Linked DNA regions of Homo sapiens: all the other regions are linked to region 3. A link is an interaction called in ENCODE POLR2A ChIA-PET data of the cell type or tissue named here. Cell type or tissue: HepG2. All regions are shown on one strand.

Region 1 (2,500 bases), 210 kb before region 3:
ATTAGGCCAAATGTGTTTCAGAATTATTGGTTTTTAACCCCCAAGGTGAGAAAAGGTCTTCAAACTCAGAACTATAATTTTCCTCTTGTATGCTTATCAGTGATTTCAACAAAGGGACTGCAAGCTTTGTGGACTTTGACAAACCACCAGGAACTGTTCCGGGAGGCATCCCTGCTATCTTTGTCTTGGCTAATCTCAAACATGGAAGCCACATTCTTGTGTTTGTTTTCTCCGGCCGTGAGTTTGGTTGCCAGTTGCCTCACATTAGGCATCCAAGGGGGATTTGATTTCCTTTTTGATAAAATGGCTCAACTCTTTCCTCCATATTAAGATAAGGTGCTATGAGGAAAAGATCCCAATTTCCTTCTTAAAAAAAAAAAAAAAGCTGGGGTTTGTTTTGTTTTTGTTAATGAGGGAACAGGGACAGCCTGGATAACTAAAATCCACAAAACACCCTGAGTTAGTTCAGTCTCAAACCCAAGCTGCAGACAGGCTTTCGGGCTGCTGGATTGAGACTCCAACAATCTCTTGCCCCGTCTCATGGAAGTGCTAAAGAGCAGATGATGAGAGAAGTCGCAAGAGAGTCTGGGCAAACCCACAAATTAAACCATCAACTCTCAGGTACATAAAACTGAACATATTAATGTTAGAGGGATGACGTTTATTCTCTGTATATCAAGCTCTGTCTGCCTGAGCCAGTCAGCACCAAAAGCAGATTCAGCACCTATGGCTTCTTGGCCAAAGTCTCCCTGTGAGGTGGTTGCTTTCGGGGGAGCCTTGAATAAGGGAGAGGTATAAGGAGGACAGTTGGCAGTTGGCTGAGCTCACACAATGCTGGCAGGAGCCTCTGAAACCATGCTCAGAGGCCCTGCCCAAACCAGCTTCCTATAAAACACAAATTAAAAAAACAGGGGTAGAAAGAAATCACACTTTATGACAATTTCTGTAGTCCTCCTAGCTTCATTTCCTCCTGGCCTCCCCTGTTTCCTTCAAGTCCAAAACACATGGTAGCAAAATACTATAGCTCTCTAGTGTTTGTAATAAACTGCATGGCAAAATGAAGGAAAGGTGGGGGTAGGCGGCAAGCGAGATGGATTTCTTCCGGTACACCCGGGAGAAGCAATTAATTTTACTACAAATTTGGAGAGGGTGAATGTTCATGGCATACCATTTTGTTTCTGAGAGAAGACTCAAGCAAGTCATTACCTTCATTCTTCTTGGTACCACTGAGTTTTTGCCCCCACATTGGAAAAGTAACCTCTCCTACTTGCCTGCCATGGGGAAATTCATTTTTGCTGAGTGAAGGTTTATGGGCTGAAAAAAAGAGCCTTGGGAAATAATTCAGTAAAATACAGGACTCTGAGAGGTGAAGCAGGCAGCAGCCTAGGTTACAAACATAATCTCTAAGCAGAGCCAGTAAAATAAAACAAAACCACTGTTTCAGACGCTGTATTTCTGGCTAAGGTTTCACTCTGCAATAACTTTCAAAGTTACTCGTTTTAGTCAACATTATAAGGGTAAGTCAACATTTGTCCTGGCAGCAAGCCCAAATCTGTTATTTTATTAGTCTGCTACTGGTTAAATTGGCCCAAGATTAAACACATCTAATAAACAGCCCTAAAACATTGAAGTTTAGCAGAAAACCACATTCAATTCTCTTTACACAGGATGTTACTATTACTTAACCTTGGGCAGAGGGAGAACTGCACACCCACACCCCTGTTAAGTTCCTTTTAGCAAACACCAGCCCCCACTGCCTGAAACTCATCTTGGTCATGCCCAGACATGATGCTACAGACCTTCAGAGAAAGAGGAAGCCAAATATTTAGCTCTCTCTGCGGTCCCTGGCTCCACATCTGCCTTCTGAGGCAGAAAGGGCCAGATGCTCAGAGCTGGAGAACTTTAAAGAGTTCAACCTCCTTAAAAATTAGGAGAGTTGCCAGCAGCATCAAGTCTCTGTGGCCCTTATGGGAAGGCCAGCCATGGGCCCGGAGGATGTTTTCTCACATCAGGTTATGCATTTTTGGCAAGAATGCCACAGAAATAACGTGCCTATAATGCCACACCCATCCGCCGGTCTGGAAAATGGGGCTGGACATCCCTGGTTGGATGATGCCAACAAGGCACCCAGAGGTAGAAAAGGTCTCCTGGTCACACAACGAGGCACCCAGAGGTAGAAAAGATCTCCTGGTCACAGCCACGGGGTCCAGAGGACAGTCTCTGTGACTTTGGGGTTCCGGAGTCAGTCATTTCCTACTGACTTCTTGGAAACCTTTGGGTGGAATATATGTTCTGCATTTGTTTATCACTGTAAAAGGGATTCCCTCGCTTCCCCTTGGGTGGGGTTGGAGAAGGAGGAAAAGGATGCCACTGGAGTTCCATTCCTGCTTCTTTAAGGACATTTTCTGGGCTCTCTCAGAGCTTAGGAATAATCTGAATGCCTCTGCAGCAAGTGACAAAGTTCTTATCACTCTGGCCCAAAGAGTGCATTGATTCTTTG
Region 2 (2,500 bases), 170 kb before region 3:
TATTACCTTACTGAATCCTCACAACCTGCTGAAGAGGGTACTGCCCTGTTGTATAAATGAGGGCATGGAGGCTCAGAGAAGATAAGTAACTTGCTCAAGATCACACAGCTACTAAATAGCCATGCCAGAACTTACTTAGTCTGCCAGAACGTTGATGGTCTTAACCACAAAGCTACACCCTTCCCCAAAGATAGCGTGTCATTGGCCCCAGCATGCCCCGTACCCACAGGGCAATCATGTCCACACCATGGGCAAGTGGCTTTATAGGAAGGCCACGCATGGGGGATCAAGTGGCCTTGGGTTTTGGTCCCTGTTTACCCACAGACTGTGGCAGCTATGGACAAGTCATTTAACTTTCCTGGACCCTGTTTTGATCAAACAGAATGTACTGGATTAAAGTTTTTCAGTCCAAGTCTTGTGGAACATTAATCACTTACATTTTATACCCGAGAGGTTAGGGATAAAAGAGGAGCCAAAGACATAATGAGCTAACCCTCTGTCCTGGGACTCTGGCTAGGGGAAGAAGTGGAACACATTTGTTACCAAACAGAACTGGGTGACCCTCAGTTCCCTTCTATCTTGAAAATTCTGAAACTCTACTGAAAATTCTGAAATTCTCCTGAAAATTCTGAATTTTATGTGACAGGAGAGGACAAAGAAGAAAAGGACTTCAGGGAGTCATGTGGGAGGTGGCAGGGTGGCCATCTCAAAGCTATGTTTGCACAGCGACTACAGTGTACATGCTTAGCTGGTAAGCTTATTTGAGGTGCTTCTGGAGTGAGGGGGCTGGTGGAGATAATGGGAAAGGAAGCTAAATTCCTCCTCTTGAAATGACTAGTATTGCATACAGCAAGCACTCTATAGATGCTGATAGAACTGAATTCAAAGGAAAAAAGACCTGGATCAAACTGATAGAAGTTGAGCTGCTGCTCAAGATGTATGAATATCTCAAAAATGCTAACAATTGCTTTTGTTCTCAGCCACCCACCCTGCCATAAGCCATTTTCAGTCTCAAGATCAATTCTTTTTCGTGAGAATGAGCATACCTCTTTCAGCAGGATAACCACAGGTAAACCTCCCCCTGCACCCCCTGCTGCCATCCTACGCGCTTGGAATATGAACAAAGGTGAACTGTCTGGCTGATAAAGAATTCTGCTTGTTTTCATTTGTATCTTTGCCCAGGGTCGTGGCAAATATTGTTTCATGGGTTTCCAGCTTTGTTTTTGGAGCTCAAAGGATAAAGTGCTCCCACAAGAAAGAATAAAGAGAGAGGAAAGAAGGTAACGAAAAAAACTATTTCATTCAAACAGCAGAAGTCCTTTCTTCCCAGGAAAGGTGACAGTATGCTACATCCTCTGTCTGAGCTGCCAAAGTCTCCATCTAGAGATACTGACAGCAACAATAAACTTAAAGAATTTTTTTATACTTGTATTCTAAAAACAGGACTTAAGAGAAGACTAAAGTCTTCTGATTCCCAGCTGATGTTTTTACCATAAAACTAGGCTGCCTCATGAACATATTCCCTGGGCCACAAAAAGGTTGACTCATAATAGGCACTCAATAAATATTTGTTGAATGAATTAAAGAACAAAAGAAAGGAAAAGGCACAGAAGGTATGTATCAAGGGCTGTCAACATAAGAGGACCAATTGGTTGACATTTAAAAAGCTTTGTGTATCTTTGAACTCAGGTCCAGAATAGTCCCTCCCTCATCCTTCTCCATGTTTTAAAATACCATTCATTATTCAAGTCTCAGACCAAGTTTTTCTTCTGAGAAGCTTTCCCAGGTCAACCCAGCCCTGTGGAGCTAGTTTATTCTTTTGAGTTCTAACAATTCTTATTACTACCACTTAATTAACCATGTTCTACCAGGTGGCAGTTTTTTTTTTTTTTTTTAAAGACAGAGTCTAGCTCTGTCTCCCAAGCTGGAGTGCAGTGGTGCAATCGTGGCTCACTGCAGCCTTGACCTCCTGGGCTCAAGTGATCCTCCCATCTCAGCCTCCTGAGTAGCTGGGACTACAGGTGCACCACCATGCCTGGCTAATTTTTATTTACTTATTTATTTTTTGTAGAAATGGGGGTCTTACTACGTTGCCTAGGCTGGTCTTGAACTCCTGGGCTCAAACAATCCTCCTGCCTTAGCCTCCCAGAGTGCTGGGATTATAGGCATGAGCCACTGCATCTGGTGCAACTTTTTTTTTTTTTCTCATTTTGTCATCCAGGCTGGAGGTCAGTGGCACAGTTGTGGCTCACTACAGCCTGGACCTCCTGGGCTCAAGCATTCCTTCCATCTCAGCTTCCCAAGTAGCTGGGACTACAGGCGTGCACCACCATACCCAGCTAATTTTTTTAGTTTTTGTAGACATGGGGTTTCACTATGTTGCCCAGGTTGGTCTCAAACTCCTGGGTTCAAGTGATCCTCTCCCCTTGACCTCCCAAAATGTTGGGATTACAGGGGTGAGCCACTGCACTCAGCCTAAGCTAATGTCATCATTTATTCC
Region 3 (2,500 bases):
CACAGGAAAGAATTAAAGTGTCCCCATGGGAAGCACAGTGCCCTGCATGTCCCAGTGTTGTTCCCTACTAGGACTGGCCAGTGAATGCTCTGGTTTTTGCAACTGTCTCTTTAATTTTTGTACCAAAGGGAGGCAGGGCCCAGACCATGGAGGTGTGAAGCTCACGAGTTTGGCAGGCTGGGCTCATCTGGAGCCCAGTATTAATTAATTGGTGTTTATGCAACAGTATGTGCCCATCTGGCCCCGTTTCTGTCTGAATCTTGTGCTCAGAACCTTGGAGAATGCATCTCCCTCATGACTTTTCTAGACTTTGATGCCCAGACAACAGCAGATGCGGGTGTTAAAATAATAGCACCAACACTGCAACTCTAAAAGGGGAAGGTACCCTCTTGAGGACTCAAAGTTAAATTACAAATAGCTGGAAGACAATTTTTTCCAGGGCTCCTGCAGCCACTGAACGTTTCCAAGGAGAAAGACAGCACCGATTGTGAGTGAAGAGTGCCCTCTGCTGGCCGGTATTAGAAAACTTCAGTTGATTACTTCGTCCATGCCTCCCGGAGGGCTCCAGCTCCGCTGCCGGGTGGCAAGTCTCAAGTACCCTATTTAGTTCTTTTTTAAAATCTGAACTGAAAACAAAAAGTCTTCTTTTCCTAAAAGGATAAGAGATGAAAGAAAGGACAAGGTCAAGGAGCATTTTATTCCACTCCTCGCTTGCGTTTTTTTTTTGCTGGTGCACTAGAAATGGCCCTGTGGATGCTGTAGCGTGACATCTGCCTCAGAGAATACAAGTAACTTGGGGAGAGCAATCAAGTGTCCACAGGTGGCCCACAGCAGTGCCCCATTTCCATTTTAAGAGGCTGTCCTCTTGACTAGACTCCAAAGTGTACAGAGAGACACTCCGAGCCAAAACTGCTGCTTCCTTGCAGAAAACCCCAGCAGGTCTGTGCCCAGGGGGCAGGGGGCTCCTGGTGGCTGAGCAATCACAGTGGCTGAGAGCTGGCGCTGGATGGGTTGCTCTAGAATCATCCAGCCTGTGACACACGCCCAGACTCAAGCCCAGGACAGCACTCATCTGGCCTCTAGTAAGGCTGCTGCCTCCCCACAGCTGGGGCCCTCGTGGATTCCAGCCCCAGCACCACCCCTGCCCCACTCCCTAGGAACAACCCTGACTTCATCAGTGAGTTCTAACTCTCCTGGCTTTCTGCTCACTCAGACTTTACGCACGGGAGCCAACCTGGCTGAGCTTCAAACCCCTTCATCACTTCACAGCTGCAAGATGTCCCCATTGTGAACTTGACTTTCCTCCTCTGGAACAATAATGGGAGCCGCTATTTACCAAAGGTCCACTAACTGCCAGAAACTTCAAAGTAATCCTCATGACCACGCTATGGGACTGTGAGGGAGCTGATCTCCCCGAATCAAGGGCAAGAATTATTTAAAACAATGACGCTACCCAGCTTCGCTACCCAGCTTCCCAGCTTCGCTACCCAGATAAGGAAAGGCTCTGCCCCATCTACCATCTTCTTCCCTCCATTATGCAGTCTGAGTTCATCAGTTTCCATATGCAAAGTGCATTAATCAGAGGGGAGAGAAACAAGGACAGAGAGAGAAAAGAGAATACCAGAGGTGGGGTAGAAGAGGAAAGTCTTCTGGGGCAAAGCAAATGGAAGGAGAACTTTAGCAGAGTCCAGGGAAGGGCAAGAGAGGTTTCAGAACACCTGCAAGGTGGCTGGGCCATGGCTCACGCCTGTAATCCCACGACTTTGGGAGGCCAAGGCAGATGGATCACTTGAGGTCAAGAGTTCGAGACCAGCCTGGCCAATATGGTGAAACTCTGTCTCCACTAAAAATACAAAAATTACTTGGGCGTGGTGACGTGCACGTGTAATCCCAGATACACTCGGGAGGCTGAGGCAGGAGAATCACTTGAACCCGGGAGGCAGAGGTTGCAGTGAGCTGAGATCATGCCACTACCTGAGAGTAGTTTCCTAAAAGAGTTGGTATTGGTTATAAAATGGATCCCCCTTGACTATTCTTTGAGAGACACAAATAAAAAGAACTGCCTTTATTGTTAGCTAATGGATTTCAAATCTCTGAATGTAACCAAAGCCTAAGTCTGGAGGATTGTGGACTTTGCTATTTGCTTAGATTACATTACAATTTTATAGGTAAAAAAACAGGCGGAGACAGCCAGTAACTTGCTAAGGGTCACCCAGCTCATGAATGGCAGAGCTTAAATTCAACATCTCCACAACCCCAGCTCTATCTGTGAGGCTCTCTGCCTCTGAACCAGAGGAACAATAATCCTGCCTAAGGGGTCAGGTGAGGGGTGAGCGTGAGATGAGCCGTGTACACTCAGCTTTGCACAATGAATTGCACACTGTGGGTGAAGCCACAAATAACAGTCCCTTTCCTTCCCCTCCCTTTGTCCTAATCACCGAATTCTCCCTTGTTCTTAAGACCCAGTTCCTGCTTGATAACCTAGTTCTCACTGCTAGAT

Evidence for each region. ChIA-PET counts read pairs that join two places held together with the same protein. Peaks named below come from ENCODE experiments on the same cell type or tissue, not always from the same donor. Only the 100,000 strongest peaks of a DNase experiment are listed, where the experiment ranks them.
Region 1: POLR2A ChIA-PET joins it to region 3 with 15 read pairs; 6 of 35 experiments call an interaction of 5 or more read pairs at or near these places.
Region 2: POLR2A ChIA-PET joins it to region 3 with 19 read pairs; 19 of 35 experiments call an interaction of 5 or more read pairs at or near these places.

What each region holds. Positions count from the first base shown.
Region 1 is chr3:56,782,281-56,784,780 of GRCh38, forward strand. All of the region lies in intron 1 of ARHGEF3 (Rho guanine nucleotide exchange factor 3), which reads right to left. Among named protein-coding and RNA genes, the nearest start is that of ARHGEF3, 18 kb to the right of the region's middle. RefSeq lists an enhancer at 1,524-1,923. In HepG2, no CTCF peak of the experiment used is centred here; DNase peaks (open chromatin) are centred at 171 and 1,541.
Region 2 is chr3:56,817,634-56,820,133 of GRCh38, forward strand. It overlaps a transcript of ARHGEF3 not described here. Among named protein-coding and RNA genes, the nearest start is that of ARHGEF3, 17 kb to the left of the region's middle. In HepG2, no CTCF peak of the experiment used is centred here; DNase peaks (open chromatin) are centred at 718, 1,168 and 1,618; H3K4me3 peaks cover 865 bases.
Region 3 is chr3:56,988,577-56,991,076 of GRCh38, forward strand. It overlaps a transcript of ARHGEF3 not described here. Among named protein-coding and RNA genes, the nearest start is that of ARHGEF3-AS1, 50 kb to the left of the region's middle. In HepG2, a CTCF peak has its summit at 488 (motif pointing left); DNase peaks (open chromatin) are centred at 505, 1,325 and 2,175; H3K4me3 peaks cover 1,840 bases.